Regions from separate parts of the Homo sapiens genome. Here all the other regions are linked to region 3. Evidence: read pairs that join two places in POLR2A ChIA-PET (ENCODE). Cell type or tissue: PC-9. All regions are shown on one strand. Links, peaks and the distances in the headings refer to the core of each region. The heading gives the core; the rest is flanking DNA.

The links. Peaks named below come from ENCODE experiments on the same cell type or tissue, not always from the same donor. Only the 100,000 strongest peaks of a DNase experiment are listed, where the experiment ranks them.
Region 1: POLR2A ChIA-PET joins it to region 3 with 23 read pairs; 2 of 35 experiments call an interaction of 5 or more read pairs at or near these places.
Region 2: POLR2A ChIA-PET joins it to region 3 with 16 read pairs; 4 of 35 experiments call an interaction of 5 or more read pairs at or near these places.

Annotation. Positions count from the first base shown.
Region 1 is chr6:30,208,750-30,218,779 of GRCh38, reverse strand. TRIM26 (tripartite motif containing 26) reads left to right here and starts at 5,374. Exons shown (of 10, transcript NM_003449.5): 1 at 5,374-5,475. RefSeq lists a silencer at 4,514-4,696 and an enhancer at 4,155-5,043. In PC-9, for the core only: no CTCF peak of the experiment used is centred there; DNase peaks (open chromatin) are centred at 4,489, 5,229 and 5,839; H3K4me3 peaks cover 3,537 bases; H3K27ac peaks cover 2,178 bases.
Region 2 is chr6:31,117,074-31,126,118 of GRCh38, reverse strand. PSORS1C1 (psoriasis susceptibility 1 candidate 1) reads right to left here. Exons shown (of 6, transcript NM_014068.3): 2 at 280-443. CDSN (corneodesmosin) reads left to right here and starts at 5,673. Exons shown (of 2, transcript NM_001264.5): 1 at 5,673-5,784; 2 at 8,590-9,045. The coding sequence starts at 5,700. RefSeq lists enhancers at 1-127, 128-728, 8,510-9,045. In PC-9, for the core only: no CTCF peak of the experiment used is centred there; no DNase peak of the experiment used is centred there.
Region 3 is chr6:30,586,347-30,596,376 of GRCh38, reverse strand. It overlaps ABCF1 (ATP binding cassette subfamily F member 1), which reads right to left. Exons shown (of 25, transcript NM_001025091.2): 19 at 9,829-9,903; 20 at 9,666-9,736; 21 at 6,657-6,689; 22 at 6,403-6,571; 23 at 6,164-6,228; 24 at 5,999-6,071; 25 at 4,855-5,842. The coding sequence ends at 5,676. Among named protein-coding and RNA genes, the nearest start is that of MIR877, 7.0 kb to the right of the region's middle. In PC-9, for the core only: no CTCF peak of the experiment used is centred there; a DNase peak (open chromatin) is centred at 5,126; H3K27ac peaks cover 4,017 bases.

The DNA of each region.
Region 1 (10,030 bases), core at 1,229-9,228, 380 kb after region 3:
GCCTTTTAAGTAAATAAAAATAAAAGCTAAGGAATGATTATCACAGAAATGCAGAGTGATGCTTACCTCTATAGCAGAGAGAGACGGACTAGTAGTATCTGGGTTAGGGACATATGGTGAAAGATATTGAAAATGTTTGATTGCTTAGAATGAGAGATGACTACATAGCATCCTTTATTATCTTATGAATCTTATCTAAGATACACAGGAAATAGAGGAACAAGTTAATTGATACCATGAGGAAGCAATCAACCAAATCCAGTACTGGGAACATTCTATGGGATAAATGAACTGGCTTCTCCAGCAAATTAATGGAATGAAAATAAGGGAAGGGTAGATTGTTATAATAAGATTAAGAGACATAATAATAAAATGCAATGTATTGCCAAAATATAATTTTTAAAAGTCAATGACAGTATCCTATACAAAGAAAAAGTGAGCATGTATCAAAGATGTACTAACAAGAGACTAGTAAAAAAAGAACTAGTTCAAAGAGAATTTGGAAGATTGAATATACATACACTGGACATACATCTTCTATACCTCCACTGAACAAAATTCATTGACATTGCTATTGACCAAGAATCATTTCCATTGATATCACTTTTCTACAAGTTAATGTCTACCCCTAAGGAGTACTCTAAATACCCTAAAATACTAAATCAAAGTTAAACTACCCTAGAGAATTAGATAATTTTTACGTAGGCCTATTAGAAAATGCTACAGTGTCGGCCGGGCGCGTTGTATCAAGCCTGTAATCCCAGCACTTTGGGAGGCCAAGGCAGGAGGATTGCTTGGGTCCAGAAGTTTGAGACCAGCCTGGGCAACATGGCCAGACCTTGTCTGTACAAAAAATACAAAAATTAGCCGGGCATGGTGGCACACATCTGTCCCAGCTACTCAGGAGGCTGAGGTGGGAGAATTGCATTAGCTCAGGAGGTCGAGGCTGTAGTGAGCCATGATTGCACCATTGCACTCTAGCCTGGGTGACAGAGTGAGACCCTGTTTCAAAAAAAAAAAAAAAATTTTTTTTAAGTTGAATTTGTCATTATATATTATACAATATATTTTCACTAACTTTTGAGCTAATAGACATTTAAAAGTCACCAAATTTGGAATACAAAGTATTTTAAATGACATCCCAAGTCATATAAGAGATTGGTTCAGCCTACGCTTTCTGTTCAAAACCCAGTAGTTAATGCTATTAGCATTCAAAATGCCTTTTTTTCCTTTTAAAAAGGACAGTTAAACCTGTTATTTTTTATCCTGCAGCCAGTTCTTAGCACAAAAGCAGGCAGATTTTAGTAGCACAAAATTATTTATTAGCTTATGCCTCTACCAGAAAACAGAAATGTTGGCTTAAAATTGTTTCATTGATGTAACTTTTACCTTTTCCTTTACAGATATTCATTTATTCATTCTGGCCCTAATACCAAGGTATCCTTCACACAAAAGATTCAAACAGATTCTTTGCATCTTTACCAATGGGAGTTTCATGTTTTCAAGTTTTTGTTTGTTTGTTTGTTTGTTTTTTGTTTGGAGGCCTCTTTCCAAGCACTCTAGTATTCTTAAAATCCTGAGATTCTGAATGGTATGATTTAGCTCAATATGTTTATACTAAACTTAGGGGAAAAAAACTAATATATTTTCCTTACCCATCACAAGGTTTATGCTGAGACTTCAATAACAAAAAACAGACTAACAAGAGAAAAGCATGCACATTTATTTTATCCAAGTTTTACATGACATGGGAACTTTCAGAAACGAAAACCCAAAGAAATGGGGACATTTGTGTAGTTGTATAGACAGTCAGGCAGATGTATGATTGCAAGGACAAAAGTGTATGAGCTAACGGTGATAAACTGAGAAGTTGGAAAGGCCTGTCTATTCAGTTTCTTCTTGGCATACCTGTGTGGCAGTCCCTCCCTCAGGGCATAGGAGAGGATGCCTGTTATATAAGGGGCCTCAGATGAAGGAGGGAGAAGGAGGGAGCAGGTCAGAGAGTGACCTTCCTAGATTTTGTGGCCTGCTTCAGGGAAGAAGGGGCGAGGGGAACTCTAGTTTCTATGGCCTGCTTCAGGGCAGAAAGGAGCAAGAGGTCAGAGAAACCTTCCTGTTTCTGCTATTTTCTCAATTTCCAAGGTGCCATATTTTGGGGTGGCATTTCCTGTACCCTGTCATATACAAACTCATTTTTAGACAGCGGCCTTTAGTTCCTCCTGAGGTTAAACCAGAGCTGCTCAAGGAATATACCTACTAAATCTTCTTGCTCCATTTAAGATATTTATTTCAAATGCAAATAATTATACCATACCCTTTGGCCTAGTCAGCACTGATTCACTATTTCAAAGCTTTACATTTAAGCCTCATAATAACCGTACGAAGCAGATCTAGCTACTTCCATGTTACAGAAGAAGAACCTGTGGCACACAGAGGTTGAGCAGCTGCCCCAAAGCCTCACAGAATGTGGCAGACTGGAGAATTCAACGCAGAACTCTTACCCAGCCCCATATGCTGCCTTGGCCTCCATCTGGTATGACCACAGAAATGGAGAGCTGGAGGAAGGAATTTCAACTCTGCTTCAGAACCTTAAATGAAGCAGGAAGCTGTAGAGGGGCACAAAGCTACAAAGCTGCTCCAAAGCTGTCTCCTCCAACACAAAGCAGAAATTGTGTTCCCAGCATCCATTTCTGTTACCCTTACTTGGACTTGAGAAGCTGTATCAATCAAGATGTAGTGTGGTGGGAGAGGGACTCAGTGCATGACTGATACCCAGCCAAGCAGGGCCAGGCAGCTTTAGAAATGCCCACACTGGGGAATTGAACAATGAGAACACATGGACACAAGAAGGGGAACATCACACACCAGGGGCTGTTGTGGGGTGGGGGGAGGGGGGAGGGATAGCTTTAGGAGAGATATACCTAATGCTAAATGATAACAAACCTGCACGTTGTGAACATGTACCCTAAAACTTAAAGTGTAATAATAATAAAATTTTTTTACAAAAAGAAAAAGAAATGCCCACACTGAGCTCATTTCATTTAACAAACATTTATTTACATGGAAGCCATGTGCATGGAAGACAGGTGTTGTCTCAACTCTCTTGGGGCGTACACTGAGGGGGAGGAAGATCGAAAATAAACACATTGACAAAGAAATGAACAAGGTGCTTTCAAATGGCAACAAATGCATGAAGAAAGGGAAACAGAATAATGCATGATGGGGAACTGGTTTCAACTGGGTGAGGGAGGAAGACCTTTCTGAGATGTAGACATGACTGACAAGAAGCGGGCAGCCATGCAAGGGGCTGGGGCAGGGAGTTTCAAGACCAGGTGTAAGGTGAAAGCACAGGGACCGAGGGAGAAGTGGCATGAGGGAGGTCAGAGAGTTAAGCAGAGCTGTCATGTCAGGAGCCCCAGCCCCTGCAAGAGTCTTCCATGCCCCTCTAAGTGTGCTGAGAGGATAGAGAATTTTAAGTGGGGTGGTGGATTTGTGGCTGGAGTCTGCCCAGAATGGTCTGTGAATAGGCCAAAGACCTCAGGACAGGGAGAAAACGCTTAGTGGCACAGCATTATTTTTTATTTTATTATTATTTTTTGAGACGGAGTCTCGCTCCGTCCCCAGGCTGGAGTGCAGTGGGGCGATCTCGGCTCACTGCAACCTCCGCCTCCCGGGTTCAAGCGATTCTCTTGCCTCAGCCTCCTGAGTAGCTGGGACTACAGGTGCGCGCCACCACGCCCGGCTAATTTTTGTATTTTTAGTAGAGACGGGGTTTCACCATGTTGGCCAGGATGGTCTCGATCTCTTGACCTCGTGATCCGCCCACCTCGGCCTCCCAAAGTGCTGAGATTACAGGCGTGAGCCACCGCGCTCGGCGGCAGAGCATTATTTAAGGAGCATGTTAAACACACTTTCTTCCCACACCACCAACTAAAAAAGCAGGTATCAAGAGGGTCTAGGTAGGTGCTGAGACCACCTCCAGAGCACAGGCCCGCCAGAGTTGTGCTCAGCAGGTGAGGTCTACACTCCTCTCAGCCCGGAGGGGCAGCGTGAGTTATACTGCTGGACAAAGGGGAAAAAGACAAAATGCTGGGCTGGGGTAGAAGGGAAGGACGCGGGTGTTAAATGTGGGCGTGGTTTCTTCTGAATGTCCCACCCACTCCACTATACATTGCTTAAATGCAGTGCAAATTTCCCTACCCCCAGCGGAGGAGGGGTGAAGATTCAGCAGGTTTTAGGGTCTAGGACCCTGAGCTCCTCCATTCATGAATACCCAAACAACTGTAGCCCACCCTCTCACCACTGCCTAGGCGGACGACCAGTGTCCCCAGCTAGATCTCTACCCTTAGGAGCAGGGCACTGGCTGACCCGGAGAACCTGCGCCGCCTCTTCTCAGCCTGCTGCCAGCCCAGTGCACGAGCTGAATGCCGCTGCCGCCTGGCTGGCCGGGAAAGACGGGGATCTTGACGCGGCGGCGCCTGGGACACGGCAACCGCAGCACAGGGCATGGCCCTGCGGCTGGACCGGACGCGGCGGCTGCAGGCAGAGCAGGAAGAGAGCGCAGGCTGGGCAGCGGCGTACGCTTCGGCGACGTCAGCTTCCGGGGCCGTGGACGGGGGCGCGCCCGAGCCTCCTGGAAACCTCCCCACCAAGGACCTGGGGAACCCAAGTCTCGGCCCGCTTTGTAGCCTCTGGTTTCTAAATTCAGCGTCGAGGAGCGAAAACAACCCCCCTGAACTGGGCCCAGACCCTTAAGCTCCTGGAACCTCAGTTTTTCCTTCCGTCGAATGGCGACAATGGCTGTCTGGTTGAACGTTATTTTACCTAGGAAGTAATAATTTTCGTAAATAGGTCTCTGAGAGTATTTGCTTGCTAAAATCCTGCTTTGTCCTGGAAGCAAATTTAGGCCACGTTAGGGGCGGGGACTTCGTATTTGATGTTGAGCACCTGGCGAGCGCCACCTTCGCCTCAAAGCGCCCTCGGACCCTGATCCAGCATAAGGCCAGAGTTGGGCAGTGAGGGGTCTCGAGAGGTGGAAAGGGGATTATTGCCCTCTCAAGAGTCCTACGTAGGTGACTCCTAAGCCTTAGCATTTACTCCCTTAGACCGTGTAACAGGCCACCCCAATTACGCGCCAAACTCAGGCTGCGGCTCTTGGCGCAGCCTCGGTCCCGCCTGATTTCAGTTTCCATTTCGCTGCCCCTGGTGCCCCACCGCCCGCGGCTGTCTGGGGATTTGCCCGGTGATCAGTGACGTAAAAGAGACTAAGGTTCCCATTGGATGGCGAAGTTCGGCAGGAGCCAATCCCGGGGCTGGTCCGGGAGAAATCTCGGCGAAGGGCCCCGAATAGCCGGGAGATTACGGGGCGGGGACGAGCTGTCGCGCTGGTTGCTCGTGCAGGAGCGGGACCCGGAACAGACCGCCGTGAGAGAGGAGGGGTGCCGGCCGGGATTCGCGGCCCGGAGCTCGGGACCGGTGAGTAGGGGGTGCACATGAGACATACAGCGAAGCAACAGTCTCGTACGCTCACCGGGTTTGGGGCGACCCAACGCAGCCGCCGGGCCCGGGTTCAAAACGGGGCCAGGCCCCCGGGCGGGCTCAGGAGGGGGTCAAGTTCGCTGCGTCCTCCCTGCCAGCCAGATCCCTCCTGTTTGCTTGTCCTTACATTCTCCCCCTCCTCTTGGGTCTTTCTCGCTTTCTGGTATCCTACTCAGACTCCCATCCATTCTAGTCTGCGGAACCAGAAGTAAGCGGGGCCTGGATGACCGTCCGGTTGCTTGGAGCCTGGTAGATAGGCGACTAATCCAGCTCCCTGACCAAAGTGTCATGCTTTCTTTCTCTTTCTTTTTTTTTTTTTTTTTTTTGTTCGGAGTAAACCGGTTTAGCCACAAATACTTGGAGCTGTGCTTTCACTCCTTCCAGCTCATTAGCATTTTTCTTACTGATTTTCTCCCTATTTGGCCTTAGAAAAAAAGTGTAAATTTAACTCTGTGGAGTAAATGGGAGGGACACACTTCCAAATCTCCAGTAGATTTCAAATTTTGACCCACGATTTGTGTGTACTTCAAAAGAGGGGAGAATGACATTCGTTTATGCATGCCTTAACCTCCTGTTTTTAACTCTTAGCTGAAATCATAATCCCTAACATGTTTTTCCCCAAGTTCAAAAAAATCACCTTTAAAAAAAATAGGCTTTTTATGTTTCAAAAATTGCAATTTTATTGTTTAAGTAGACTTTATTTCTTACAACACTTTTAGATTTACAGAAGAATTGAGAAGATAGTACAAACTTCCCACATGCTCCAAACCGGATCCCCTGTTATTAACATCTTACCTCAGTGTGGTACATTTGTTGCAGTTAACCAATATCAATACATTATTATTGACCAAAGTCCATAGTGTGTTCAGATTTCCTTAGTTTTTACCTCAGTACTTTTTCTGTTTCATGATCCCATGGAGGTTACCACATTACATTTAGTTGTCATGTCTCCTTATGCTCCTCTTGGCTGTGGGAGTTTCTCAGACTTGTTTTGATGACCTTGACAGCATTGAAGAATACTGGTCGTGTATGTTGTAGGATGCCCCTCTATTGGAATTTGATGTTTTTCTCCTAAGACTGGGCTTATGGGTAACTGGGAGGAAGACCACAGAGGTAGATTGCCATTATCATCCCATCGTATCAAGGGCATGTACTAACATGATTTATGACTTAATATTGATTTGGGTGAGATAGTGTTTTTCAGGTTTCTCCACTGTACAGTTAGTCTCTTTTCCACTCTTTGCGTGTATTGTCCTCTTTAGAAGGAAGTCACTAAGTGCAGCCCATACCTAGGGAGCCAAGAGTTATATTCCCCCTTCTTGAGGGCAAGTATCTACATATTATTGTTTGCAGTTATTCTGCATGGAAGATTTGTTTCTCTCTTCCCCCAATTTATTAATTTATTCAATCATTAATTTCAGTGTAGACTCAGGGACATTTATTTTATACTTTGGTTTATAATCCAATACTACTTAATTTTGTTGCTCAAATTACTGTGGCTTTGGCTGTTGGGAGCTCTTTTCACATTGGCTCCTGTGCTCTTTCATAGTATTTTTATAGAGCTTTTTGCTAATGAGACACTCGTACTTATGTGACCTTGCCTCAACCTCAAATAGCCTGGTAAACTTGGCAAAATATTTTCCCCTTGTTAAGAGGTAAGGAGACTGAAGGCCTAAGGCAGTGGGTGACTTCTTAGATATCACTTCCTGCAGGGGAGTAACAGGTTGGACTCAGATTGTGTGTGACCACCACAGAAGACACTGCAAACCCCCGAAGAGAGTCCATGGTCTGTATTGAGGCTTCTTGGAATGACTTCAGACTTGGACCCCCCCAGGATCAGAATAGAAAAGACACAGAGAATGGGAAATTGGTTTGAGAAGACAAAAACATAAATTGGCTGGCATCAGGATGAATTAGATTTTGCCAGCTTTATAGAAATGGAATTTTGTTCTTCCCCCCAAAATTGTGTGTGTGTGGAGGGAGGCCAAGAGATATCTAGGTAATGTGTGTGGGCAAGAATGTCTAATCTAAAGAGAGCCCTGGAAGCCTGCTGCTGAAGCAGAATTTTAATGTGGGAAAGGGGGGTGTGTAGTGAAAGGGGGAAGAATGGAGATGGCAGGGCTCTGGAATTAGAGGAGGTCATTCATTTCACAAACATTTGCAGACCCCCTACTTTGTGCCAGATATTGGAGATAAAAAGGTCAGTGAGGCATGACCTTTGGGTTCACATTCTGGTGGGAGAGAAGACAGATAAAAATATCAATTACAGCCACTTATCCATAGCTTAGTTTTCCGTGGTTTCCGTTACCCATGGTCAACCTCAGCCCAAAGACAGTAAACAGAAAATTCCAGAAGTAAACAATTCATAAGTTTTAGATGTGCATTGTTCTGAGTAGCATGATGAAATCTCTTGCCCTCCCACTGTTCCTTCATCACAAGAAGGGTAAGTACAGTACAAGATAGTTTGAGAGAGAGAGAGACCACATGCATATAACTTTTATTACGGTATATTGTTATTCTGTTGTGTTATTATTGTTAATCTATTTCTGTGCCTACTTTATAAACTTTATTACAAGTGTGTATGTGTAGGAGAAACAGGTTTCAGACATCCACTGGGGGTTTTGGAATGCATCTCCTGAGGATTGAGGGGACTCCTGTATGAATGTATCTTTAGCGGATGGGGGGTGCTACTGTATGAAGCACTGTGATAGTGCTATTGTAGAAATACAGTGTATGCAAAGCTGCAGGAGGAGGGATACATTCAACTCAGAGGTGGGATGGGTACAGGAAACACCTCACAGATAAGGGGACAAATTGTATTCAAGCCTTCAAGGATGCGCTGGACTGGAGAGAAGAGCATGTACAAGGGAATGGGTGGAGAGTGGGGAGTGAAGAAGGGGCTGTCTTCCTGGTTCAGTGTATCTAATGGCCAGAGAATTAGGTAGGACGAGGAGGGATTTGGGGCTGGATGGGTAAGTTGGGGCTAGCCGGATGCAGGGCAGGGGAGGATGTCTGTGCAGTTTTTTTTTTTTGTTTTGAGTCAGAGTCTCGCTCTGTCACCCAGGCTGGAGTGCAGTGGCGTGATCTCAGCTCACTGCAACCTCCGCCTCCTGGGTTCAAGCGATTCTCCTGCCTCAGCCTCCCGAGTAGCTAGGACTACAGGCGCGTGCCACCATGCCCGGCTAATTTTTGTATTTTTAGTAGAGGCTGGGTTTCACCATGTTGGCCAGGATGGTCTCGATCTCTTGACCTCATGATCTGCCCACCTCGGCCTCCCAAAGTGCTGGGATTACAGGCGTGAGGCACCGTGCCCGGCCACCTGTGCAGTTTTGACCTCAGCTAGTAGGAGTTTTTTTGGTGTGTTTGTTTTTATTTTTATTTTTATTTTTATTTATTTATTTTATTTTAGAGACAGTCTCTCCCTATGTTGGCCAGGCTAGTCTTGAACCCCTGGATTCAAGGGATCCTCCTGCCTCAGCCTCCCACAGTGCTAGGATTATAGGCATGAGGCACCAAACCCAGCCTCAGCTAGGAGATTTGAAGCAGGAGAATAACAAGGATGAGATCCTGTGTGCTAGAAGGATGATCCTGGCAGCACTTTTTAGGAAATATGCCACATCTCACCAAATCTAAGATGCTATTTGTCTTAATCCATTTTCTGTTGCTGTAACAGAATACCACAGACTGGGTAAATTGTAAACAACAGATGTTTATTCAGCTCACGGTTCTGGCCAATGGACTCTTGCAAGAAAGGCATTAATCCATTCATGAGAGTTACACCCTCATGACCCAGTCACGTCTTAAAGACCCCACCTCTTAATACCGTTACATTGGCAATTACGTTTCCAACACGTGAACTTTTGGGGGACATGTTCAAACCACAGCACCACCAAATCTTTTATGTGCCCTTATTTTATGCTCCACATCAAAAAAATATTTTGCCAGTTAAATTATGACATGCAATTGATCACATTTCAGAGATGCTAAAATGTGATGTCACAGGTGTCTCAAATTTGATGAAAAGCACTAACTCCCTTGCTGATGGCTTAGATTCCTCCCTTTCCCTGGATTAATGGTTAGGATGTCTCCATCTCACTAACTCATAGATGGTAAGTTACCAAGGGAAAGAAGAACAGAAGCTGGGTGGGCCCTTCCCCTTCTCTCCCCAAAGATAAACATTTACAACATTTACTGGTTGGGTCGAGGAGCACAATATCTGGTCTGCTGCTATAGGATTCCTTGGCCTGTTATTGGGCCTGTCTCATGCTGTTTCCTTTTGGGGAGTTAAATACACACACACACACACACACACACACACACACACACACACACACACATATTCTATATCCCATCCTCCAGAGTGGCAAAAATTAAAGCTGATATTATCAGGTGTTGGTGAGGCTGTGGGGCATCATGAGTGCTCATAGCCTGCTGAGCAGACTACATAGCACTATAGTCACTTTGGAAACAGTTTGGCCTGCTTAGTCAAATT
Region 2 (9,045 bases), core at 81-8,080, 530 kb before region 3:
GCATGAGTGGCTGTGTCAGAGCCAAGTGCACATGCCCACTGCCACCTCCGCCAAGGCCATCAGTGAATCCCTCCAGCACCTACAGGGGCTTTGCACATAAGAGCTGTGCTTGCAGGGGGTGGGGGGTGGGCACAGGGCAGGAAACCAGAGAGGAGGGCACCATGTCCCTGAGTAAGGTAGAAAGGGGAAGCACAGCCTGGACACATTCTTCCATTCTTTTATTTCAAAATATCACCAAGTGCCTGCCACAGCTATGTGCTGGGAACTCAGTGAACGCACCTGTGCTTTGCCCACTGGCATGGAGCCCACGGTCCGGGGGTGATGGTTTCTGTTGCATTTCAAAGCCACTGGGGCGCTGCATAGATGGCTGGCTGCAGAGTCTATTTGAGACGAAGGCAAGAAGTCAGGGCTCACGGACTGTAGATTCCACCCTTGATCGTCTACTACAGGAAAGAAGCCACAGAAGTGAGGGGGTATTCCCAACAGGAAGGCAGAGAAGGAGAGATTAAAACTGAGTCAAGAAGTGTAGCCAGTCCCATAGGAGCACCTGGGCTGAGGAGGGTCAGTCTTCGCAGAGATGTTCGGAACACCTGATTGGGGATGTGCCCTCTCCTTCTATGTTCTTGGTCACCAGAGGAACCAGGTGAAGAGTGTGGATGACTCAGTCCACCCCTCCCCGCACAGGAAAAACAACTCAGAGGACATCCCCTACTGGGAGTGGGCCAGGAGCGCTGGCTTCCACGCCAAGGAGAGGAGGGTGTTGTTGTGGCTGCAGAGGTGAGTCCACAGGGAAGCGTGGGTGTCATGGAGAAAGAGAGAGGAGAGGAAACGGCCTCTCGCTGGAGCCAAGCAGAGAGGAACAAAGGAGGGGAGGAGCCCACAGGCCCTGGAGCCCCAGAGCAGCTCTGGGTGGCCCCTTTCCTTCTCTCCTCAGCACAAAATAAGCTGCTTTTCCAGGCTTTTTCTCTTCCTCGTGCTCACTCCATTTTCCTTCTTCCAAGCCTAAGCCCTGGTCTACCAAGGACCCCTATGTGAAACACTTGTGCTAGAACTTCTGTCCTGACTCTCAGGCCCCCAGAGGAGGAAAGCTGTGGAGGAGGGACCTCATGAGCCAGTAACCTTCACTTAAGAATTCTTCACTTTTTTTTTTTGAGACGGAGTCTCACTCTGTCACCCAGGCTGGAGTGCAGTGGCATGAAATCGGCTCACTGCAGCCTCCGCCTCGCCGGTTCAAATGATTCTCCTGCCTCAGCCTCCTGAGTAGCTGGGATTACAGGTGCCTGCCCCCGCACCCGGCTAATTTTTGTATTTTTAGTAGAGATGGTTTTGCCATGTTGGCCAGGCTGGTTTCAAATTCCTGAGCTCAAGTGATCCACCTGCCTTGGCCTCCCAGAGTGCTGGGATTACAGGCGTGAGCCACCATACCTGGCCAGCTTTGACAGCAGAAATCTTCTCTCTAGAAATATTCATATACATAAGGAATTTTGCACACATCCTTACAGGGTTTAGGGAGCCTCTTAAGCCTGTCCATGAACCTCTGCCATTCATTTATAGCATGGTGTCAGCTGCAGAGTAATAGGATCTATGTGGGCCTGGAAGTCCAACAGGCCTGGGTTTGAATCTTTTTCAAACATTTTTGCTTGTTAGCAGCTGGTTTGGACAAATAATTTCAACTTAGTTTTCTCATCTGTGAAACAGGGGGAAAAAGCACTTACCCTGTAGGGCTGTTGTGAAGATTGAACAAGACAACTCATGTTAAATACCCAGGCACCGTGTCCGCCTGCAGCAGGCAGTCAGTACATGGTGGATCTCGTGCCCCAAGCCTCCTCTTTATGGAGTCCCTCAACTTGCCCCAGCTGGCCTCGGATTCCTCCCACCTCCACCTCCTGGGTAGCTGGGACTATAGCACGCCATGCTTCAGCCCCCTTTGTGATCATTCAAAGCCGTTTGGTTCCCTGCACCCTCTCACATTTACTGCAATTCCTATAGAATCCAAATTCTTTTAACCTGGTGTTGTAGGTCATCTACAATCCTGATCCAAGCAGCCTGTCCCTTCTCCCACACCACTGTCCTCCACATGCATGTCCCACACCAACCCACGCCATCCGCTGGTTCTAAATACACCTGAAGCACCACAAGGCCCCACGTCTGGCTGCCTGCTCTGTGCTTCTCTCATCATTCCTCAAGGCCCGGGGAAAGTCCTGCCACCTCCCTGAAGCCAAGTGCCTACCCGCTTCTCCACTCTAGGCTGCTGTCTTACGCTGTGTGTCCCCAGCTGGATGGCAGCTCCTCAGGGCAAGGAACAATTTCTCTTCTTTCTCAGTGCAACTTCCAAAACACAGCAGAGGAGCGTGCACTGGGGGCCAAGGCTGGCACAGCAAACACAGCAGCACAGGGCTGCTGGAGGGGTGGAGGGGACCAGAGGGGACAGTGACCTGCCTGCTTCATGATACATGGCTGGGAGCCCCACCTTTTGCCTATGGAAGGCATGTGCTTTGAGCTTGATTTTCTCGGGTGTAGAGTGTCTACGCCACCCACACTTTCTCACCCGGTCCAATGCACGGGCACGGGCAGGGGCAGGGCCAGAATCTGTTGCTGTAGAACACAGCAGAGCTGCCTGCACTACTGTGGACGTCACCAAACTGGCAGCTTCACTGAAGGTGACCCTGGCCTGTGTGGGCACTCAGCTGATGCCCTTTTCTTCCCTCCTAAGCCCCATTAGCTTTAGGTCTCCACCACCTGCACTGAGAGAAAGATTAATGGTGAGCACCAGAGTAAAATCTAGCACAGAAGGCAGGGTTTCAGTAAAAAACCAAAAGCACGGCGGATTAGAGCTCAAGGGCCCACAGGTGGGCAGGACAGTAGAGGAACTGGGCAGCCCAGGGTGGCAGGATGGGGTGGACAGGAGTGGACAGGAGAGAGTAGCCAGGAGGAGGGACGTGGCTGCACCGCCAGTCCACGTGGGCGGCTGGAGACCTGGCAGGAGGCCAGGAGAGACTGTGCCTCCTCCAGCCTGGCTGTCTTGGCCAAGTTCTGACGGCAGCCAGGAGGAATGTGACAAAGAAAACAAGACAAACTTTGCTACCTCTGGCTGGTCAGGGGAAGTTTGTGTTGGAAAAGAAGAAGCCACAGATTCCACTGTTCCGCTGCCTTCTCCCCTCACACCCTGGGACGGCCCAGCACCTTCTAGTCCACTCCTCCCTGCCCTCTGCCACTCCCCTCATTACCCCAGTGCCCCCTCCCTCCTTGCCCAGGTCCTCCAGGGAGCCAAGCCTGAGAGTCTAGGGAGGCCCACAGGAGGAAATGATGTTCGGAAAGAGCAGCATCACTTTATTTTTTGAGACGGAGTTTCCCTTTTGTCACCCAGGCTGGAGTGCAATGGTGCAATCTTGGCTCACTGCAACCTCTGCCTCCAGGGTTCAAGTGATTCTCCTGCCTCAGCCTCCCGAGTAGCAGGGATTACAGGCGCCCACCACCACGCCTGGCTAATTTTTTTTGTATTTTTGGTAGAGACGGGGTTTCGCCATGTTGGCCAGGCTGATCTCGAACTCCTGGCCTCAAGTGATCCGCCCGCATCGGCCTCCCATAGTGCTGGGATTACAAGCGTGAGCCACCGTGCCCAGCCGAGCAGCATCACTTTAAATGGTATCTCTGTCTCACATTTGTGCCTGCACCTCTATACAAGGCAGGAAGGGAGCAGAAGACACTCTGCTAGCATTGGCTGGGCTGGAGACTCAGGAAAGGGAGCCTGGGGCTGTGGGGGTGAAGCTGGCCTATTTGTCTCCCCCAGTGGAAGGATGAAGACAGGAGCACCTGCAGGGCTCCATTTGCTGGGCTTCCTACTGGGGGACTGCACCCCTTGTCCCATTTAACCTTTTTGATAATTTCCCATTTGATGTTCACAAAAACCTTGTGAAATAAGTGTTATTTAAAATACCCCCATTTCACAGATGAGGAGATGGAAGTTCAGAAAGGTTTGAAGAGCCGCCCAAAGCCAAGAGGTTAGCTGGGACTTGAACCCACGTCATCTTCATTCTGAAGCCAGTGTTTTTTGTTTGTTTGTTTTTCCCAAGGCATTAGCCCCCTTCAGGGGACCCTGTCCTATCCCTTCCTCTCTCCACAGCTCCCTCAGCCCCTCTTTCCTCCCACTCCCATTCTGAGTGTCACTAGCAAGTCAAGAGCAAGACTAGATGGCAGCCACTAGCTGCACGTGGCCAACCACATCATTACAATTAATTAAAATTAAAGCTCCAAATCTTTGGTGGTTAAACTTGCTCCATGTGGCCAGTGGCTACCGTATCGGACAGCACAGACAGGAAACATTTCCATCCTCCTGCTGGTCTGAACTTAAAGGGCGGTCAGGAGGTAGAGGGAATGGGAGAGACCAGGCCAAGGGGCCCAGGGACAGAGCTGCCTTTGTGAGGAGATGAGGTTTGGGAAGTGAGTTTGGGTGAGGGGAGCAGGGGTGTCTGAGGCCTGGGGGAGGAGAGGGCAGCTTGCTGGACTCCCAGGCACCTCCCTCCGATACTGATACTCCCGCAATACTAGTGAGCAATTAATTGGCTGGGGCGGGGCAGGGGCCAGAGCAGGAGGGAGGCCAACGCAATGGAGGAGAAGCCACCACCCTCTCAGCAGATGGCAGGGCTCCGGTTCTCCTGGCCTCCTTTCATCCTTTGAGGACCCGGGAGCCTGCCTGGCCCTCCTCGACCTGCCCAGAGCTGGCTGCTGCTTCCTGCTCGCTCATCCAGCCCAGGGCCAGCAGATGGGCTATGGGGCCACCACCTTCCCAATTAGCCTTCTTAGCCTCTTGCTCACCCTTGAGGTCTGGGTTACCAGCCATGGGGAGGGGCTGTGAGTGCCCTGTGAGTAACCAAGGCCCAGCTTTGACAGAGGTCATCAGCCCAGGCCCCTCCCCTGGCTGAGCCCTGGCTCCCAGCACCCCCCCACCCCCGCCACCATGCCGTCCCCAGAGGCCCCCAGAAGCGACAGGTCAGGGAGTTGGTTTTGGGAATGTGGTGCCCCATTTCTGAGAAGGAGAAAGTTCCCCAGGTGATGGAACACGTAATAGGTATGTGGCTGGCCTGGTACTTGGGGAGTGGTGGGAGGGGGAGCCTGGGGGATGGGGGCAGAACTCATATTTGAAGGAGGAAAGTGGAGGTGGAGTGATGGGGTCCTAAGGAAGGAGCAGATCAGGGGCTGTGAATGGGACCTCATTGGGGTTGGGTGGGTGGGGCTGGAGCGGGCACCCAAGTGTGGAAGAAAAAGCTGAAACACCCACGACTGCGAGTGGAGGGCAGATGGAGAGACAGGCCAAGCTACGGTAGGCAGGAGAGTTAAGGAGCCAGGCAGCTGGGTCCCGTGGCAAGAGTGGCCGCCCCAGAGTGGGTGGCCGTGGGGCAGAGCGCCTGGTTCCGGGTTAGGCAATGAGGAGCCGGGGCCAGGCCTGTCAGGTGGCAGGATCGTTAGAGCCCCGTGGCCATGGGTACCCCACACTGCAGCCACTGCTGCTGCTGAGTAGGCAGATGCACCGGGCTGATTACCACGCTCCTCCCGGCCACACCAACTTCCCCTGGGGCACCCACCCCCTCCACCTCTCCTCCTCTCCCCACAGTGACTCCTGCCCAGGGAATGTCCAGCTCTGGCATAAAGGACCCGGGTGTCCTTGAGCTGCCATCAGTCAGGAGGCCGTGCAGTCCGAGATGGGCTCGTCTCGGGCACCCTGGATGGGGCGTGTGGGTGGGCACGGGATGATGGCACTGCTGCTGGCTGGTCTCCTCCTGCCAGGTAGGAGGCTGGGGGCCCTGGGAACAGGAGGGAGGCGGGAGGGAGACTCCGGGAGAGGACCCAGCGAAGGGGACAGGCAGGGGCTCTGGAATCTGCCTTTTGAGTCTGGGGGTTGCTCCTCACTGTATGGTCGCCTCAGGTAAGTTTCTTAAACTTCCTGAGCCCCAGTTTCTGAAACTCTGAAGTGGGGTTAATGACACCTAACTCTAGTCTGTGTGTCTCAAATTAAATAATGTATGTGATATGTACTTTGGAAATTCTAGAGGTTTATATAAATGGTGGTGGTGATTTTTATTATGGGAGCACTACAAGATAATGATTGGACATTTAATAGTAATAATATCATTTTTAGAGCCTTTTTATATGCTAGACTCTGTTTTAAGCACATTTGGATTATATATTAGAACTTTTATTTTTATTTTTTTTTGTGAGATGGAGTCCCACTCTGTCTCCAAGGCTGGAGTGCAGTGGCGTAATCTCGGCTCACTGCAACTTCCACCTCTCAGGTTCAAGCGACTCTCATGCCTCAGCCTCTAGAGTAGCTGGGACTACAGGTGCCCATCACCACACCTGGCTAATTTTCTTTTTTTTGTATTTTTAGTAGAAACAGGGTTTCACCATTTTGGTCAAGCTGGTCTTGAACTCCTGACTCAAGTGATCCGCTCGCCTCAGCCTCCCAAGGTGCTGGGATTACAGGCATGAGCCACCACACCCGGCCTATATTAGCACTTTTGATCATTACAAGAACGGTATGAAAGGAGATTTGCTATTTCCACTCTACAGATGAGGACACTGAGGCTCAGAGAAGTTAGGAAAGTAGCTCAAGATCATGCATTAGAAGGCAGCAAAGCCAAGATTTCAACCCCAGGCCGGGCAACCCCTGGACCTGTGTTGTTGACCACCGGGTACTTATAGCCCTTGAGGAATTTCTGCGACCTTCCCATGGTCTAGTGGGTGGTTGGTGTCTGAGGGAATAGCGAAAGAGAGAGGCAATGCATGGTGGATTCGTGCAGAGGACTGAAGGGAATTGGCACAGCTGGGGTTCGGCGTGGAGGTGCATGCAGAGAATTTCTTTCTGAGGAGAGAACAGGGACATCACAGAGGATGGCAGTCTGGTTGTTGGTGGAGGGATCAGGATGAGTGGCAGTAATAATTCATAATATATAATGCTTTACACTTTCTAAAACATCTGGCCGCACATGATAGCTTGTGCCTGTAATCCCAACATTTCAGGAGGCCAAGGCAGGTGAATCGCCTGAGGTTAGGAGTTCAAGACCAGCCTGGCCAAGATGGTGAAACCCCCTCTCTACTAAAAATACAAAAAATTAGCTGGGTGTGGTGGCGGGCACCTGTGGTCCCAGCTACTTGGGAGGCTGAGGCAGGAGAATCGCTTGCACCAAGGAGGCAGAGGTTACAGTGAGCTGAGACCGTGTTATTGCACTTTAGCCTGGGCAACAAGAAACTCCATCTCACAAAAAAAAAAAAAAAAAAGAAGAAGAAGAAAAAACTTCCAGGTGGATGATCTCATTTAGTTTTCTTCATAGTAATGCTGTGGGAAGGCAGGGAAAATTTGGCCCCTCTGAATGTATAAACTAAAGCTCAGAGAGGTTCAGTAACTTGCTAGTATGTGGCTCTGTTTGTAACACGTGGGACCTGGAGGGGCTAGGGAAGGCAGAAGGAACGCAGGTGAAAGAGTCATGGAGGAACCACGGGGTAAGTTGGGCCTGGGGTTTTGAGCAAAGGAAAGGAAAGATAAGGAAAGATGTGGCTCCACATCCCTGAGGGAAGTCAAGGCAGCAGAAGTCAGATGAGGGGCTGGACAGAGGCAGGTGTGCTCAGAGAGGGAAGCTGATTGTGGCCAGGAGCCTCGGAGGTTCGTGGGGTTTCGTCCTGGTTCCCTGGGCTGGGCCAGCGAGAGCAGGGCTGGCTCAGGGTGCGGTGTCCTGACACACTGGTACCAGCAGGTTCTGAAGCAACAGGTAGTGACCCCACATCCTGGCCCCCACCCAGCTTTACTGGCATGGCCAGTGCTGAGATAGGAAATAGGGTTTCCATTCCTGACCCCAGCCTGGGCTCTCACGAAGAAGCTGGTGACCAAATCTTAGTCCTCGAGTGCCCTTTCCTTTATTTCAGCCCCTCTGCCCCCAGCTTTGTCTTTTTCCAGTGTCTCCTTCTATATGTGTCTCCACTTCTCAGCCCTCCATTGTTTTGCCTTTTGTCTTCTTCCCTTTGGTCCCACTGTCTGGCCCAGGATTTTTCCCCTAAGAATTTACGCCTGGACTCCTCAGAGCCTCAGTTTCCCCAATTCTCTGTCTCTTCAGGGTCCTTTCTTTTAGACCTACTTGTTCCTGCCCCTTCTCCATTCCCTCTTCTTTTTAAAAAAAATTTTAATTAAAAAACAAAATACAGACGGGGTCTATGTTGCCCAGGCTGGTCTTGAACTCTGGGGCGCATGCAATCCTCCCACCTCGGCCTCCCAAAGTGCTGGGATTACCGGCGTGAGCCACTGTGCCCAGCCCCCTCTTATATTCAATGTATTCCTTTGAGGCCACTCACTTTGGCACCTAATTTTCTATTTTTCTGGTTGGTGTTTGCCCACCCTTCCCAAACAAAGAAATGCCTTTATTCGGCCACCTCAATATCCTTTAGAGACAATAGCCAGTTCTTCCTCCTTTCTCCATCCCTAAACTCTCCCTGCGCTCTGCTTGGGAGAAACCCGAGAGGCCGATGACTGAGATAAGGCAGAAAGGTGAGGGAGGAAGCCAAGCCTCCTTGGCCCTTACTAACCACTGCTTTCCTCCACAGGGACCTTGGCTAAGAGCATTGGCACCTTCTCAGACCCTTGTAAGGACCCCACGCGTATCACCTCCCCTAACGACCCCTGCCTCACTGGGAAGGGTGACTCCAGCGGTTTCAGTAGCTACAGTGGCTCCAGCAGTTCTGGCAGCTCCATTTCCAGTGCCAGAAGCTCTGGTGGTGGCTCCAGTGGTAGCTCCAGCGGATCCAGCATTGCCCAGGGTGGTTCTGCAGGATCTTTTAAGCCAGGAACGGGGTATTCCCAGGTCAGCTACTCCTCCGGATCTGGCTCTAGTCTACAAGGTGCATCCGGTTCCTCCCAGCTGGGGAGCAGCAGCTCTCACTCGGGAAACAGCGGCTCTCACTCGGGAAGCAGCAGCTCTCATTCGAGCAGCAGCAGCAGCTTTCAGTTCAGCAGCAGCAGCTTCCAAGTAGGGAATGGCTCTGCTCTGCCAACCAATGACA
Region 3 (10,030 bases), core at 1,184-9,183:
CGGGCGTGGTGACTGGTGCCTGTAATCCCAGCTACTCTGGAGGCTGAGGCAGAAGAATCGTTTGAACCCAGGAGGCGGAGGTTGCAGTGAGCTGAGATCGTGCCATTGCACTCCAGCCTGGGTGACAGCAAAATTTCATCTCAAAAAAAAAAAAAAAAAAAATTCAAAGAAACCTGTTTTTTTTTTTTAGACAAGTTTCACTCTTTTGCCCAGGCTGGAGTGAAATGGCACGATCTTGGCTCACTGCCCCCTGGGTTCAAGGATTCTCCTGCCTCAGCCTCCTGAGTAGCTGGGATTGTAGGCACCTGCCACCACGCCTGGCTAATTTCTGTATTTTTAGTAGAGATGGGGTTTTACCATGTTGTCCAGGCTGGTCTCGAACTCCTGACCTCAGGTGATCCACCCGCCTTGGCCTCCCAAAGTGCTGGGATTACAGGTGTGAGTCACGGCACCCGGCCTACCTGTTCCTTTTTACTTACGTAAAAACTTTAGATTATATAAAGAGAAGATTTTCCTTGTTTTTTGTTTTTTTGCAGGGGGAGAGAGGTTGAACATTTCATTCATTTCACTACAATGATGTTTCTTCACCAAGCCCTCCCTGCAGGCACTTTTCTCTCTACCGTTTCAGTCTGTTTTTCCTTTCTGCTTCCATTTTTTCCCTCTAAAATACCCTTGTGACATTCAACGTTCTCTTTCTGTCAATCCTTCCCCAGGTGCAACGGGGTCTATCTTCAATTCAGAATCATTATCCTATTTCTTTCATTCCTACTCCTGGGCAGTAGACCTAATGTTGAAAAATCACAAAATCCTACTATCTTAGCCCAGTACAAATTAATGTTAGCATTGATTCTACACTTACTGCTGCTCAGCAAACCTTTTTTTTTTTTTGAGACGAAGTTTTGCTCTTGTTGCCCAGGCTGGAGTCCAATGGCATGATCTCCGCTCACTGCAACCTCCACCTCCCAGGTTCAAGTAATTCTCCTGCCTCAGCTTCCTGAGTAGCTGGGATTACAAATGCGTGCCACTACTCCTGGCTAATTTTTGCATTTTTAGTAGAGACGGTGTTTTGCCAAGTTGGTCAGGCTGGTCTCGAACTCCTGACCTCAGGTGATCCGCCTGCCTCGGCCTCCCAAAGTGCTGGGATTACAGGCATGAGGCACCGTGCGCGGCCTACTCTTCTTGATTCTCTGGCACCAAAGCTTGGGAAAAAGTGAGTCCCATCCACTGTGAGCAACATTTTCCCTTCCCTTCACATGGAAATATCTGAGTCTACATTATCTCCCTTCCATTCCATTCTTAGATGAAGAGAATCTTCTTTCCAAAGTAATATTGAGCTGTTCTCCTGGCATCTCTTTTCCCTGTCTCCCCACACCCACTATTTGCCACCTAGCAGCCAGGAGCAATTTTGTAAAAATGAAAACTGAATCAGTTTGCACTCCTGGCTAAACAGAACCAATGGCCTCCCATTGCTCAGCCTCTCCTGATCACATCCCAACCTGCTGTCTATGCATATAAGGCCCCGTGTGTATTGGCGCATGCTCAAGTTCTCAGCTCCAGCCATTCCTTGACCATGTTCAGCTCTTTTCAGCCTCAGGGTCTTTGCACATTTTGGTCCCTTCCCTGAAGGCTCTTCCTTTCCTACCTTCAGGCTTTGGCTTTAATGAGGCTGAGGTGGGAGGATAACTTGAACCCAGGAGTCTGAGACCAGCCCGGGCAACAAAGCAAGACCTCTTTGCTACAAAAAAATTAAAAAATTGGCTGGGCATGTTGGTGGACACTTGTAGTCCCAGCTACTTGAGAAGCTGAGGTAGGAGGATCACTTGAGTCCAGAGGGTTGAGGCTGCAGTGAGCCATGATTGTGCCACTGCACTCCAGCCTGGGAAACAGAGGGAGACCACATCTCAAAACAACAAAAAACACATTTCTACGATGTTTACTGTGTACCACATATGTGCATCACTTGTAGGTAATAAGCTGTTTATAAATAAAACAATTTAATTTGGTTAATGAAATTTCCATGCGCTACCATGGAAATGTTTCCCTTTCGTGTTCCATTTCTATGCTGCTTTTTGGAGGGCATACTTTTGCCCACATTTAGGTGAATTATTAATTCCATTAACAGCACATATGATCGGCTACAGGGATCACAGAAGTTAAAACATACACGGGAGGAGATAAAGTTTGTGGCCAGGTGCCGTGGCTCATTCCTGTAATCCCAGCACTTTGGGGAGCCTAGGAGAAAGGACTGCTTGAGGCCAGGAGTTTGGGACCAGCCTGGGCAATATAGCAAGGCCTCATCTTTAAAAAAAAAAAAAAAAAAAAAGAACAGAGAGAGAAATGAAATTTATGCCTGTGGCGGAAAGTTATTTTGGAGTACTTAAAGTACTTTTCTCACTTATGTTTGAAGTAGTGAAATTAGTGACCAAATATTTGAAATGCAAGCTGGTATTCACTTTATAAATAACATTCCTATATATTTTATGTATCATCTCAACTAGACTAGCGAAGTAAAAACTTAAAAATGCAAAAGTATAGGCCAGGTGCGGTGGCTCACGCCTGTAATCCCAGCACTTTGGGAGGCCGAAGTGGGCAGATCACCTGAGGTCAGGAGTTTGAGACCAGACTGGCCAACATGGCAAAACCTGATCTCTACCAAAAGTACAAAACTTAGCCGGGCGTGGTGGCACGTGCCTGTAATCTCAGCTACTTGGGAGGGTGAGACAGCAGAATTACTTGAACCCAGGAGGCAGAGGTTGCAGTGAGCCAAGATCACGCCACAGCACTCCAGCCTGGCAACAGAGTAAGACTCCATCTCAAAAAAAAAAAAAAAAAATATATATATATATATAATATGAAATACATATAACAAAAGCAACAGAATTTAAGGCACTTTACGTATTATTACACATTGAATCCCCTAATAACCCTGTGAAGTAGGTAACTACCACCTTCATTTTACAGATGAGAAAAGAGGTATCAAGAGGCTAATGGCTTGTCCAAGGTCACTGCCAAGACCCTGACTTTTCCCCCTCAAATTCCATAAGAGGCATGTTTCCTGATGTCTTTTGGTTTTTGTTTGAGACAGAGTCTCGCTCTGTTGCTCAGGCTGGAGTGCAGTGGCGCAACCTCGGCTCACTGCAACCACTGCCTCCCGGGTTCAAGCAATTCTCCTGCCTCAGCCTCCTGAGTAGCTGGGACTACAGGTGTGCACCACCACGCTCGGCTAATTTTTTTGTATTTTTAGTGGAGATGGGGTTTCAATATGTTGGTCAGGGTGCTCTCGAACTCCTGACCTCATGATCTGCCCGCCTCCCAAAGTGCTGGGATTACAGGCATGAGCCACCATGCCCGGCCTCCTTATTTTTAATTTAGAGTGTTCCCTGACTATGCAGCTATCTCCACACCAAAACTTCACTTCCTGTATGAAGCTTGTACTTGAAGTCCAGTATTATTTATTCACTTGGCTGGAAAACAATTTCCCCAAATTAAATGTCCAAACAGTTAAATCTTAGCCACACAGCTCTCCCTATTCCCTCTGGAACTGGATATATCTCCTGTCACTCCCTTCTCCCCAACCTCCACATCTGCTCTTTCCATCCCTATCTCCCCTAGCTAGTTTAGGATTCAGTTACCCCATTCCCGTAACAAAAGTTATGGGCTTCACCCTGCAGGTTTCTACAGCACGCCTTGCACATCACCACCTAATACCACTACCCACCATTTGCATTTTACTTTCCAAACCCATCTCCCCAGTCTAACTCTTAAGAAAAATGGCCACAGCAGCTATCATCCATTAACTCCCAAGTAGCTTGTTCTTCCCCCCAAGCCTGAGATCTGCTCTTTTCCTACTTCTGAAAAATGGCTCCCTGGTCCCTGATTAGTCAAATCATCATTTTTCAAGATCTACCCTCAAGTGACCCTGTCAAATAATCAGGCCCTGGATAATCTTTCCCTTTTTTGAGTATGTGGCAACTTAGAATCTAGAGTACGACATATTAGACAATTGATCAAATTAATTATCTATTCATGCTTACTTTTAAGTCTTCTCTAACCAGACTATTAATGAAGGCAGATCTTGTCTCTTCCCTTCTTATATACCCCACAGTACCGTACATTTTGGCTAGATGATTTAATAATTTTTGAGAGAATCAATACCCTGGTCCCTGGCCACAGGGCAGAGCACCTCCTCATTCATGAGATTAACTTGGACAATGAGACCCAAATTCTGGCTAGGCGTCGTGGCTCACGTCTATAATCCCAGCACCCCAGCACTTTGGGAGGTCGAGGTAGGAAGACTGCCTGAGGTCAGGAGTTCAGGACCAGCCTTAAGCAACATAGCAAGACACTGTCTCTACTAAAAATTAAAAAAAAAAAAATTAGTTGAGTGTGGCGGCACATGCCTGTAGTCCCAGCTACTCAGGAGGCTGAGGTGGAAGGATTGCTTGAGCCCAGGAGGTTGAGGGTACAGTGCACTCTAGCCTGGGCAACACAGCAAGACCCTGTCTCAGAAAAGAGAAAAAAAAAGAAGTTGGGCACAGTGGCTCATCCCTATAATCCCAGCACTTTAGGAAGTCAAGGTAGGTGAATTACTTGAGGTCAAGAGTTCGAGACCAGCCTGACCAACATGGTAAAACCCTGTCTCTATTAAAAACACTAAAATTAGCTGGGCCTGGTGGTGTGTGCCTGTAATCCCAGCTACTCGGGAGGCTGAGGCAGGAAAATTGCTTGAACCCAGGAGGTGGAGGCTGCAGTGAGCCAAGATCATGCCACTGCACTCCAGCCTGAGTGAAAGGGCAAGATTCTGTCAAAAAAAAAAAAAAAAAAAAAAAGGAAAGAGACCCATGTTCCAAGATAGAAGGTATGAATCACTTTGCTTTTTCCTTGCGTGAAGGGTTGGGGGAAAGGAATCCTATGATCCTTAAACAGCAAACACTGTCAGCAAGACTGCAAACAAGATCCATTTAGTGGGGAAGAGGGGACTATTAAAAGCTGCTAGAAAACTGAATAAAGCAAATCAAGACTGAGAACAGTTCCAACTCCCATCAATCTCCAAACAGTGACAGGTCGGCAGCAACTCCTTTCCTTTATTTCTTCCCCTTGTAAAGGGAAATTCAAGTTCAGCAGCATTCCTTTCCTGCCCCAAGTCCTCAACCAGACAAGAGGCTGCAGGCACCAAATCTTGGGCTGGATAATGGCAAAGGCCTCAGAAGCTCACCTCCAGCTCTGAGCTTCAACAGCTGTTTGTACCAGTGAGTCAGCATTAAATCCACCAGAAAAGAACAGCACCACCCAAAGACTGGGGGGCAGCTGGGCCTGAAGCTGTAGGGTAAATCAGAGGCAGGCTTCTGAGTGATGAGAGTCCTGAGACAATAGGCCACATAAACTTGGCTGGATGGAACCTCACAATAAGGTGGTCACCTCTTGTTTGTTTAGGGGGATGCCAAGGATAAGGCCAGCTCAGTTATATGAAGAGAAGCAGAACAAACAAGTCTTTCAGAGAAATGGATGCAATCAGAGTGGGATCCCGGTCACATCAAGGTCACACTCCACCTTCATGTGCCTGAATGGTTGCCAGGTCAGCTGCAGGCCAGAGGCAGTCTTCAGAGGAGGGGAGACCACAGAGGACTTCTAGGCCACACAAATATGTCTCTCGGGAGACTTCTGGGAAGGAAAGCTCACTCTCGGGGCCGGCTGACCATGACTTCACCCAGGGCCTCCAACACCTCCCGCTTGTAGTCTTCAAAGTCACCATCGATTTGGCTAACACTCTGCTCCTCCACCACCCACAGCTGGCAATTGGTTTCTGTGATGAGTCGGGCATCATGGCTGACAACGATCACAGCTTTGAAGAAAGATAGCAACAACAGAGGGCAGGAAGAAAGGAGAAAGAGGGGAATCAGAACATGAAATAAGGGAGTCCTAGGCCCTTCTGTAGTGAAGGACACTACAGCTTGGTCCCCATGGAGCAGGGATGAGGGCACACTCTCAGCTGACTTACCACCCTTGTATTCATTGATGGCCTCCCCTAGAGCATCAATAGACTCTATGTCCAGGTTATTGGTTGGCTCGTCCTACATAGGAGGAATTCCATGACTGAGCACTGCAACTCCCGTCTTCCATTACTGTTACCCTTATCCCTTTTCCCACAGCCCAGCTCACTCACCAAGATGAGGACATCAGGTTCCCGACAGGCCAGCTCAGCAAACACAACTCGCGCCTTCTGACCACCTGTAGCAAAGGAAGGGGAGGGCTGTCACACCTAGCACCTCACATTCTGAAGGCAAACCCTCAAGATGTGCCAGTTTGTGAGCTGAGGCTCCCTCATTCTCGGTTCCTCTAGGTACAGTTTGTAGACATGAATGATAAGGTGAAGGGCACCCTCCCTGGCCCCTGAAGTGGTACCAGAGAGTTTGCAGATCTGGATGGTGTGGGCGTGACTCTCCAGGCCGAAGCGGCCCAGGCACTTGCGGGCATCCTGGTAGGGCAGGTTGAAGCCCCGCTGCAGGTACTCAGTGGGCGTCTCCTCCATGCGCAGCTGCTCTGCATACTGCTGGTTGAAGAAGCCAATTTTCTGCCCGAGAAGAGAGGGAGGTGGTCGGTTAAAGTCACACTTCCTCCATCAGATTATCATTCCCTAAATCCCAATGCCAACTTACCAGCCGGTGGTTCTTTCTCATTTCCCCATGGGTCTGCAAGGGAAGACAAAGTAGTTAAGAGGAGGGCAAGGGAAAAAGGTGCTGCAGCTCCATACATCAACTTTTTTTTTTTTTTTTTGAGACGGAGTCTCGCTCTGTCCCCCAGGCTGGAGTGCAGTGGCGCGATCTCGGCTCACTGCAACCTCCACCTTCCGGGTTCACGCCATTCTCCTGCCTCAGCCTCCCCAGTAGCTGGGAATACAGGTGCCTGCCACCACACCCGGCTAATTTTTTGTATTTTTAGTAGAGACGGGATTTCACCATGTTAGCCAGGATGGTCTCGATCTCCTGACCTCGTCCATACACCAACTTTTCTGAAGGAGAGACAAACACCAGAAATGGGCCAGGGACAAGTATGCATAAGAAAAGGAATAGGGGCTGGGCACGGTGGCTCATGCCTGTAATCTCAGCACTTTGGGAGGCCAAGGAAGGCAGGTCAGGAGGCACTTAAGGTCAGGAGTTTGAGACCAGGCTGGCCAACATTGTGAAACCCTGTCTCTACTAAAAATACAATAATTAGCTGGGCATAGTGGGACATGCCTATAATCCCAGCTACTCAGGAGGCTGAGGCACAAGAATGGTTTTAACCCAGGAGGTGGAAGTTGCTGAGATCGCACCACTGCACTCCACCCTCGGGGACAGGGGAAGACTTTGTCTCAAAAAAGAAAAGGAACAGGGATGTTCCCCTAATATGACAAAGGCATGGTGAGCAAAGTAAAAGAGTTAAGGGACAAAAGGGGAGTTAAGCAAAATGGAGGACAAGAGGGACAAGCAGGAGGGACTAACCACAGCCAAAGAACACCTGCTCTCCATACAGCGAGACTCACGAATGGTACATCGTAAGGGCCTCATGTGGCAAGTTTAGTGTTTTGGGGAGAATCTAATAATACCTTTCTAAAGATCTAATCTCTGGATATGAGAAAATGGCCTCTCAACACTGCTAGAGAGAGCAGAAATGGCTACAAACTTTCTAACACACTAGATGGCAATATATTACAAAAGTTCAAATAAAATGGTAGAGTTTGCCGGGCGTGGTGGCTCACACCTGTAATCCCAGCACTCTGGGAGGCCGACGCAGGCAGATCATGAGGTCAGGAGATCAAGACCATCCTGGCTAACACGGTGAAACCATCTCTACTAAAAATACAAAAAATTAGCTGGGCGTGGTAGCACGCGCCTGTTGTCCCAGCTACTCGGGAGGCTAAGGCAGGAGAATCGCGTGAACCCAGGAGACGGAGGTTGCAGTGAGCCAAGACTGTGCCACTGCACTCCAGCCTGGGTGACAGAGTGAGACTCTGTCTCAAAAAAAAAAGGTAGACTCATATGAAATAAGTAATTGCATGGAAAAATGCTTGATATATTTGGAAAAATCTAGCTACACAACAACTCATATGACAGCCCATTTTTGTTAAAAATTATATGCACATTTGCAAAGAAAAAAGGAGAAAGATATCCACTAAAACATTAATACTGGTTATCTCAGCTGGGAGCGGTGGCTCACGCCTGTAATCCCAGCACTTTGGGAGGCTGAGGCGGGCGGATCACAAGGTCAGGAGTTCGAGACCAGCCTGACCAACATGGTGAAACCCTGTCTCTACTAAAAATACAAAAAGTAGCTGGGCATGGTGGGGCGTACCTATAATCCCAGCTATTCAGGAGGCTGAGGCAGGAGAATATCTTGAACCTGGGAGGTGGAGGTTGCAGTGGGCCAAGATCGCACCACTGCACTCCAGGCTGGGCGACAGTGAGACTCCGTCTCAAAACAAAATAACAAAAAAAAAAAACTGGTTATCTCCAGATTTTTCTCTTGACTTAAGCATTTTTTTTTTTTTTTTGACAGAGCCTCACTCTGTCACTTAGACTGGAGTGCAGTGGCACGACCTCGGCTAACTGGAACCTCTGCCCCCTGGACTCAAGCAATTCTCCTACCTCAGCCTCCCGAGTAGCTGGGACTACAGTCGTGCACCAACATACCCAGCTAATTTTTGTATTTTTAGTAGAGATGGGATTTCACCATGTTGCTCAGGCTGGTCTGTTTTTTTTTTTTAGACGGAGTTTTGCTCTTGTTGCCCAGGCTGGAGTGCAATAGCGCAATCTCAGCTCACTGCAACCTCTGCCTCCTGGGTTCAAGTGATTCTCCTGCCTCAGCCTCCCAAAATAGCTGGGATTACAGGCATGTGCAACCACGTCTGGCTAATTTTGTATTTTTAGTAGAGATGGGGTTTCTTCATGTTGGTCTCAAACTCCTGACCTCAGGTGATCTCCCACCTCGGCTTCCCAAAGTGTTGGGATTACAGGTGTGAGCCACCACACTGGGCTCAGGCTGGTTTTTAACTCCTAAGCTCAAGTGATCTGCCTGCCTCAGCCTCCCCCAAAGAGTTGGGATTATAGGCGTGGGCCACCACGCCAGGCCAATTTTTTTTTTTTTTTTTGAGATGGAGTCTCGCTCTGTTGCCCAGGCTGGAGTGCAATGGTGCAATCTCAGCTCACTGCAACCCCCGCCTCCCAGGTTCCAGCAATTCTGCCTCAGCCTCCTGAGTAGCTAGGATATAGGTGCGCGCCACCGCACACGGCTAATTTTTGTATTTTTAGTAGAGGCGGGGTTCACTATGTTGGCTAGGCTGGTCTGGAACTCTTGACCTTAGGTGATCCCTGCTGGGATTATAGGAGTGAGCTACTGTGCCTGGCCCGTTTATGCAATTTTTAATCGTTCTATAAAAGACATATATTTCTTGTATAACCAAAACACGTGGGTGTGCCCCCTAGTTCTATCTTAATTCTCTTAGCTCTCCCCCCTGAACTGATCTAAGCTCTTTCCTCCTCTACTGCCCCTCTTAGGGAAATGAATCATCTATCATGAGTTCTGTATTTAACTCTACATTCTCGAGAGGCTCCCTGATTCCAGCTTCTGGCAAAAGCAGCTGTGTCTTCACATTTCTCATGCTCTCCCTCCTTGGCTCCAGGACTCACCGGTGTCAGCTTGCCAGTCAGCAGCAGGAGTAGCGTACTCTTCCCCACACCATTAGGGCCCACAATGCAAACTGCAAGATGGAAGACAGGTGGTCAAAGAGGTCCCCAGAGACTCTCCCTGTGGCTCCTGCTACACATCCCTGAGGCAACCCCGCCAACTCACTCCTTGAATCCATGTCGATGCCAAAATCCAAGTTCTTAAAGAGTGGTTTCTGTCCCTGGTAGCCGAATGTCACACCTGAAAGCCACGAAAAGAAGCAATTTATATTCTTTTCAGTCCCTGCAAAGTCCCTCTCATGTGCTGGCCTTGGAGAACAGGAGCAATCTCAGCCTTGGTGGAGAATTTAGGGTGCACATACATGCTT